Regions from separate parts of the Homo sapiens genome. Here region 1 is linked to region 2. Evidence: read pairs that join two places in POLR2A ChIA-PET (ENCODE). Cell type or tissue: K562. All regions are shown on one strand. Each heading gives the region's core, and the rest is flanking DNA. Links, peaks and the distances in the headings are about the cores only.

Region 1 (4,399 bases), core at 89-4,088, 62 kb after region 2:
AATTCATTCACTTGAGCTACTTTGCTTCAATAATGATGTATTTTTGAGCTAATCAGTTAAAAATAATTTTGTATCTCTTTTGCTTTTTATGTGGACAGTGATAATTAGGGGTAGCAAAAATACTGTTAAATCTTACTTAAGTACAATAAAACTATTATATTAACTTAAAGGATATTATAATTTCAAAATAAAAAACGATTTTTTTTAGAGACAGCATCTCACTAGTTTACTCATGCTGGTCTTGAACTCCTGAGCTCAGCAATCCTCCTGCTTCAGCCTCCTGAGTAGCCTAGCATATTACAGTAATGTTTTCTAAAACGAATCTTCTTGTAGCAATACACATTAAAATATTTACAGATGATGTTATGACTGGGATGTGTTTCAAAATAAAACAAGAGAAAGTGAATGTCAGCTATAAAGGAAACCAGATTGACCATAAATTGATCATTGTTGAAGCTGAGTGATAGTTCACGGGGGTTCAATATACTAAAATCTTTACTTCTATATATTTTTGAAATTTTCCATAATCAAAAGGGGATAAATCTTTTGTTGAAAAGAGAGCCTAGCCCACCTCCCTGATTATGCTGATAGTACGACACCAGGCATAGAGGTATTAAATGACTCGTTCAAGAGGATGCTTACCCCTGCCAGAGTTTTCACTCCAACAGAATCAATAAAATTGACTTGAGTGAAATCCAAAATGACAGTGTGGACGTTATCCCCTGGGGGCATAAATCTTTGCATTTCCTCAGGAAATGTGCTTTTGATCACTATTGGGGGATATTTTACTTCACCATCCTCTTCTTCAGGCTTGGTAGCATCCTCTCCATCTACTTCTGCATCCTGTGTCAAAAATTAAACCAAACCAGAATTTTATGAACAACTCACATTTCTGGTTGTGAGAAAGATTTATAATGGAAAATCTGCTCTTGTGTTCTTAAGCTACTGACTCTACCAGACCCCTTGTAAAATATTTGTCATATTCTAGCCTTGTAACTGAACAAAAAAAGGATGTATGTATAACATTCCATTTTAAGTCAACTTCTCTCTTTTTCCTTCTCCTCCTTTTTTTTCTTGTCCAACAAAATCCACTCTCCTCAGTTATCCTATCCATTTTCTGCTAAAGTCTAAAATAGTTCCATTAACTTTAGTATGATGGGTCACACATTAGCATGCCTGAACAGCAAAAGCCACCTTTGAGCTTTTTAAACTATCAGCTGAATAAATCTATGACAAAGTGCTAATGGTAAAATCTGTTAAGGTATTGTGTAATTTTTATTTTTTAAAATGATGTTTTCCTTACTTTTTTCAGAAACAGCCTCATAACTGACCTTATCAGGTGCTTGTAAAATATAGAGGATACTAAGGTGGTTTCTAAACTTTCCTCTTTTAGTAACTTCGTGCTGTGTTTAAACTTCAGTCATGAGTAAAGATGGAGGGCATTGCAGAACAAGACAGAACGGATTATTTCAATGAAAAGACCACTCACTGCTTTGACAACAGTTGCGTTGGCCATATTTGCATTTCCGACTTCCTTAGCGTACTTCCGCATGGCCTTTCTCCTTGCTCCCATGATGACTGCTGGGTTCACTCCAGTCTTTACAGAAGAGCACCATATGCAAAATCACTTCATGGCTCTCAGGGACCCACCCCAATGCCACTCCCCTTCAAATCTCCCCATTTAACTGCTTTCTGGGTCAGATTATCACCCCAACCCTTGCACTGCCTTTCCCTCAGAGGCCCTGAACTGGTTACTCCCTTACATTAGTAGCCTTTCTTATTCTCAGTCTTTATTCAAGACAACCAGAAGCTAAAATATTAAAGACAATTTTTAGAGCAGTCTTTTTCAAGTTCAGATCTGTCAGGTTGTTATATTTAAGAGACTCTGTGGGTTGACAGGGAGCTTTTCCTATATACAGCGTGGTGTAGGGTTGAGTTCTAAACATGACCAAAGGAATCTACATGATCCCAAGAATAAGAAACCTAAAATTATTTTCTCATGTTTTCTTAAAATTTTGTTTGAAAAGTAATATTATATATACGATAAGAGAGAATGAACAATGGTGATGGCTGCACAATGTTTATGTACTTAATGCGACCCACTGGACTGTATACTTTGAAAATGCTTAAAATAGTATATTTTATGTTATGTATATTTTACTACAATAAAAGAGAGAGAAACAAAGCGAGAATGAAATAGTATATACAAAGGTATACTAGTGATCCTCATATCCCTGTCAACCCACAAATCCCATCCTCAGAAATAATCAATTTCTCATGACTCACCTTTCGTTTTAATGCATTGCTATACAAGTCGCTATTTGCATAGTAAATTGGTGCATTTATTTGAAATATTTTTATTCCAGGAATTTCTTTCACCTGAAGAGTAAAATATTGCTGAATTTAACACATGGAAATATTTCAGAATCAAAACTGCATAGCTTCCCCACCCCAAATAGAAAATGAATGCAGAAGTTGCTAAGGTCCCCTTTTCAGGGCTTAGCTAAAATGATGTCACACACAGACCAAAAAAAAAAAAAAAGATAAGAAAAGAAAAAAAAAGTCACTCTTATCTACTCATGCTCTGAATGGAAGAGAACTGACAGAGACCTTTTTAACATGCACATCTTTCCATTTGTTTTAAAAGTCAGTCTTCGTTTTATTTTTACCATTAAACACAAAGAAGAAACTGAAAAATACTCAAAAACAGAAAAGAAAATGGACAGGAGATGGAAGGCTGCTGCCCAGACTGTGAGAGGCAGGCAAATAAAGTGAACAGAAGTTTACACTGGTTTGATTCACAGAAGCAGGAAGGAGCTTAAATGGACACAAGTGAAACTGAGTGAATATTTTATCAAGAACCCTTGTGGAACTCTAGGAGGCAGGCTGGAAACAAGCAATGTTGCATATACTTCTTTGGATCGAGGAAAAATATAGCAATTCTAACACCTTTACCTTAGAGTGAATTTTGTTTCCTCATATCCTAATACCTTAAAGTGAGTCTGAGAATTTCTTCCCAAGCATAAGACAAGACCGACAGACAAAACTAGTTTTAAAAGATTTTGTAAAAATCTTCGATATTCCACAGAAGAAAAGAACACTCAAAATCAAGGAAATCTGAAGCTGTAATTTTAACCATTCAAATGAAGTGGGAGAATTCCACAGCCCCACCATCTACATTTTACATGGTTAAAATTATTTTACCATTATACATTCATCAGAAAAAAACCATGCACACACAAACCATCCTTTCAGTTTCAATACTGTATAAATGTATACTTTAATTTCAACAATATATATTTATCCCCATTAAAAATGAGGAAAAATAAATATTGGAAATTGAGTAGTTAATGCATAGTATAAATTATAAAATTGAATCCATATAGTAGATCAAAGCTCAGACTTTTCACTTTGACCACTATACCTCCCATCTTACCCCTACTTTTTATCCTGGGTAAAAACAGTACTTAGCCAAGCACATCACATGCTTACAACCTTTTTAAGTGATAGAAAAAGGTCCTACCTCCTCATATGCGTCTATATCAATATACACATCAGTTTCAGGAAGCTTTCCAAGGACTTTGTAGCTTGGACTGAAGATAAAGAGTGTTAAATACCATTGTGTTGAGGCACAGCGTGTGATTTCAACAGGAGGTTGTGTATGTTTATGTCAGGTTGGGGTTTGCTGGTGCATTTGGGAATGCTTGATCCTTACATGGTGCCTTTGCAGAAGGGCTCCACACATATCACGTTCCCAGTGCCATTCCAAGCCTAATACACCCCACACACCTCATGCCACATACACATCACATGCCACACACACACATACATACCACACATGATACGCACACACCATGTACACCTCATACTACACATACACATCCCAATACCTACCTCACACACCACACACATACACAATATACATACCTACACACAATGCATACACACCACACATACAGAATACACACACATTATACGATATACCACACATATACATACACACATGCATACATACCACATGTATAATGCACAATACATACCCCCACACACATGCATACACACACAATGCACACACACCATACATACATACCTCATATCACACACAATATACACACACTACACTACATACCACACATATACACATCATACACACTGCATATATACTATGCAATGCACACCCCTCACATGCATACACACCATGCACATACATACCACACATATGCAATACACACATACCATATACACCTCATACCACACATATACACACTCCCACACACATACGCAATACACACACATACAATGTATACACACCCACATACCACACACACATACACAATACACACATCTACACATAATGCATGTACACCACACACACATATAAACACAATATACACACACA
Region 2 (4,399 bases), core at 260-4,259:
CTAGAGTAATCACAACACCCAAGATAATATCAAACCCTAACATTTTTTTTTTTTTTGAGTCTTACTATGTTTCCTGGTTTTGAACCCTAACAATTTTTAACATTTTATTTTGAAATAATTTTAGAGGAGTAGAAAGAATCCCTGTATACTCTGCCTACATTCCCCAAATGTGAACATTTTCATATTTGCTAATTATTTTTACCTATATGTACAGACATACTTTGAACCATAAGTTACAGACATGATGCCTCTTTATTCCTTAACACTTCTGTGTTTTTCCTTAAACATAAGGACATTTTCTTATATAATTACAGTACATTTCTCAAAATCAAGCAATTATCCCGATATAACACTATTCTTTAGTCCCAATAATATCCTCTAACACTGTTTTGTAAAACCTGGTAAGCAAAACAAACAGCCCCCTTCTCTAATGGCATCTGAAATGGAACAACTGCAATTCTCCATTTTTAATGGTTAGGTGAAGTAAATCTTTGCCCTGGAAATGTTTGCTTACAGCTTCCAGTCTGCTAAACATTTTATTTCCCTATCATTCTGAACATAGACCCTAAGTCTTGTACGTCCAAGCAGCACAGATACATGGCTAGCATTTTCTACGTTTAGAAAAGCAAAATTTACCTTCAAATCGTTCTGAAGGCGTTGCGTTGTCTGCTTGAGGTACCACTCCATGTTCTTTTTTGAACTTATCAAATGCCTTTTTATTTATGTCATCTTTTTGATGAGGGTCTGAGAAATGAAAAAAATTTAATACTTAACAGATCATCATTTAATCTTTCATTAAATTGCATAAGTTATTTTAAAAATAGGTGTTTAAAGTAACAAATGGACTTCTCAAAACTCACCAAGTTTTTGGAGACTCTTTGCTTTGCCAATAACATCTTTGGCAGTTCTTTTGACTCCAGAGGAAGAATGTATGTTCATGTAATTAGCAATAACTTCCCATCTGATAGGATATATTATACAATAATATGAATAGTAGTAAGGAAAAACAAAATGAAACGACAAAAACCATTAGATTTTTACTGCAGAAAGGTTATAGTATGTACAGAATGAGCTCAGATTGGTGGTCTAATTATGCTGCTACTATAAATTCCTGTTGCCTGGACTACGGTTTTTGCTTTTCATGTGTTTAAATCAACGATAATCTTGGTTTTAAGTCCATACATCTTACAGATTTGGTGTACAAATCAACATAAATAAAACCACTTATTTGTGTATACTGCCAGTTTAATACATTTCTTCAGAAGATCAATCATTCTGAAAACAGCCTCGGTTTCATCTATAGAATTAGGGACGCTGGATCTCTAGGGCTTTCTTGCAGTTAAACTCAAGCTCCAGCTTGAGGTGGGAAAAAACAAAGAGCAAGACTGTAAAAGAAAAACTACAGAAAACCTAATCCCTAGAACAAGCCATGACAGAGTAAGCCAACATAAATCAAGACTTGTCTCATGATCTTCAATTTCCTGAGAAACAAGTATTCTGTCATATGTATATGTGCATGTGTACTGATGCAATGGGTAAGACTGACAGCTTCAAAATGCACCTCACTTTTCACACTTTTCTGCTGTGGCACAGAATTTATCTCTGCAAGTTTCTGTGATAACAAGTGCTGCTATTTGGAGTCTGTCTACATTATCTCCAGGCTCCAGTGTGAGTTGAAGAAAAGTTTCATTAAAACCAGTACCTTGAATTTGTTCCAGCAGGGAACAGATTCACAGCTTTAATTAGTAATTGTAGATCATCTTCTGACCAATTTTTACTTCCATTTCCACCTCCACCAGTTGATTTCTCTGTGTTCTTAGATGCTTGTCGCATACGAGCCTCAGCTTCCTCTTTCTCTTTTCTGATTTGCTCATTTATTTCTTCTATCTGCACAAATATCATAAGTCAGGGACTTAGAAGTATACTGTATTGCTATTCTACACTCTCTTCCTGGCTAGGGCTTTGTGGTCCTCAACTCTCAATGTCATTCTCACTCTGACCCCATACTCCTCTCAGGCCAACCCAAAAAGAAGCACCAGCTTTTCACTCTGGCTTCCAGTCTGCATAGGTCTGCCTGAGGGACCAAGAACTGCCCACAGCCTGCCTGATTTTCCCAGTACTCATGTCATGTGACTTCCATTAGCCTTGGACACTAATTGACAAGTCTGTGGGTCACTGAGTTATTCATCCACAAGGCCATTTCAAACCTCTCTTCAAACTCATATTCACCCTTTCTGCAGACAATCTCATTTATTCTCTACCAAAAGGTGAAGGCATAGCAAAATGGCCTCTTTTATTTTGAAGCTCTACCATTTACATTGTTCCTTCTAGACTACCTTCAAACATGCACAAGTAAAAAAAGAACCTTTATTTGCCCTTGTTGCTTCTGTCAGCTGCTATCTTAAGAGTCAGCTTTGGCTCATTTCTCCCCTTCAATCCCTTAGAACCAGTAAAGTCCCAATAATGCTAACCTTGAAAAATTTTTTTGATTCCCATCATCACATTCATAGTGCAGGTTCTTTTTCTTTCTTTCTTACTTTTGAGGCAGAGTCTCACTCTGTCGCCCAGGCTGGAGTGCAGTGGTGTGATTTCTGCTTACTGCAACCTCCGCCTCCTAGGTTGAAGTGATTCTCCTGCCTCAGCCTCCCAAGTAGCTGGGATTACAGATGCCTGCCACCATGCCCAGCTAATTTTTGTATTTTTAGCAGAGATGGGGTTTCATCATGTTGGCCAGGCTAGTCTCAAACTCCTGACCTCAGGGGATCTGTCTGCCTTGGCCTCCCAAAGTGCTCGGATTATAGGCATGAGCCACCACGCTCATAGTGCAGATTCTTAAATAAATAAGATTCTTGTAACTAGTTACATCTATCTGATGCACCTTATCCACAAACGTCAGATTAGTAGTACAATGTTGAACCTTCTGTTAATCAAAGATTTGCAGTAATGGAAACTAGTCAACAAGGTATTAAAAACCTGATCATTGGTTCTGCTTTTCCTAACTGATTTTGTTTCCCACTCCATTTCCCCATAACATTTTTTTTTTGTCTGTTTTTTTTGAGACAAAGTCTCGCTCTGTTGCCCAGGTTGGAGTGCACCGACATGATCATAGCTCACTGCAGCTGTGACCTCCCAGGCTCAGGTAATCCTCTAACCTCAGCCTCCTGAGAAGTTGGGACTACAGGTACACGACACCATGCCAGTTAATTTTTGTATTTTCGGTAGAGATTTTGTTTATGTTGCCCAGGCTGAACCATACTTTATACTTCTACTTCTATTTTATAGTTTGTGGTATTCTTCTGACCTTCATTTTAACTCTGTCCTTCCTTTCAGGCTGGTTCAAACTACACTGAGCCTTCCCTGGTCACTAAAACTTGTGGCCCTTCCTATCCTACACCTCATTTACTATGGGCTCTCCATCTTTTGGTCCTTAAGGTTCTTCTCAGGTTCTTCTCAGCATGTCCTTTGTGGTGCAACAGCATTAGGCATTTCTCCAAAAGAACCTAGGCATAGTGCTATATATAGTAGGTACTAATACTTGTTGAATTGAATTGAATTTCTGGGCCTGTTTTCTTATCTGTAAAATAAAAGGTATAGACTAGACAGAACAAAGATCTCTTTTGGTTCTAACTGTTATTACCCTATGAAAATACTCAAGGAATAATCAAAACAATTATTTTTTTCTAATATGATTTTGCAAAAGCTATGCTTGTGATAGATACCACAAATCAAACACTAAGTATGGTAAAAACCATAAACATCTAATCCAACTTAAATCAACAACAGCACCTTACTACATAAACAAAATGCAGACTGGGCATGGTGGCTCATGCCTATAATCCTTTGGGAGGCCAATGCGGACGGATCACTTGAGGTAAGGAGTTTGAGACCAGCCTGGCCAACACAGCGAAACCCTGTCTCTAGTAAAAATACAAAAATCAGCCGGGCATGGTGGCACACACCTGTAATCCCACCCGCACTCCAGCCTGGGTGACAGAGAGAGACTCCATCTCAAAAACAAAAACAAAAACAGGCTGGGCGTGGTGGTTCACACCTATAATCCCAGCACTTTGAGAAGCCTACATGGGCAGATCATGAGGTCAAGAATTCAAGACCAGCCTGACCAACATGGTGAAACCCTGTCTCTACCAAAAATACAAAAATTAGCCAGGTGTGGTGTTGTGCGCCTATAATCCCAGTTACTCAGGAGGCTGAGGCAGGAGAATCACTTGAACCCGGGAGGCGGAGGTTGTAGTGAGCCAAGATCGTGCCACTGCACTCCAGCCTGGGCAACAGAGCAAGACTCTGTCTCAAAACAAAAAACCAAAAAACCGAACACATAAAACAACAACAACAAAACAGTGGGAAACATAAAGAGAAATCAGATACTCCCTGCACTTGG

Evidence for each region. Peaks named below come from ENCODE experiments on the same cell type or tissue, not always from the same donor. Only the 100,000 strongest peaks of a DNase experiment are listed, where the experiment ranks them.
Region 1: POLR2A ChIA-PET joins it to region 2 with 5 read pairs; 2 of 35 experiments call an interaction of 5 or more read pairs at or near these places.

The regions. Positions count from the first base shown.
Region 1 is chr7:103,376,957-103,381,355 of GRCh38, forward strand. SLC26A5 (solute carrier family 26 member 5) reads right to left here. Exons shown (of 20, transcript NM_198999.3): 15 at 3,524-3,593; 16 at 2,287-2,379; 17 at 1,490-1,597; 18 at 643-843. Among named protein-coding and RNA genes, the nearest start is that of PSMC2, 32 kb to the left of the region's middle. RefSeq lists a silencer at 3,644-3,931. In K562, for the core only: no CTCF peak of the experiment used is centred there; a DNase peak (open chromatin) is centred at 2,485.
Region 2 is chr7:103,315,128-103,319,526 of GRCh38, forward strand. It overlaps DNAJC2 (DnaJ heat shock protein family (Hsp40) member C2), which reads right to left. Exons shown (of 17, transcript NM_014377.3): 13 at 1,703-1,887; 14 at 861-961; 15 at 637-744. It also overlaps a transcript of PMPCB not described here. Among named protein-coding and RNA genes, the nearest start is that of PMPCB, 20 kb to the left of the region's middle. In K562, for the core only: no CTCF peak of the experiment used is centred there; no DNase peak of the experiment used is centred there.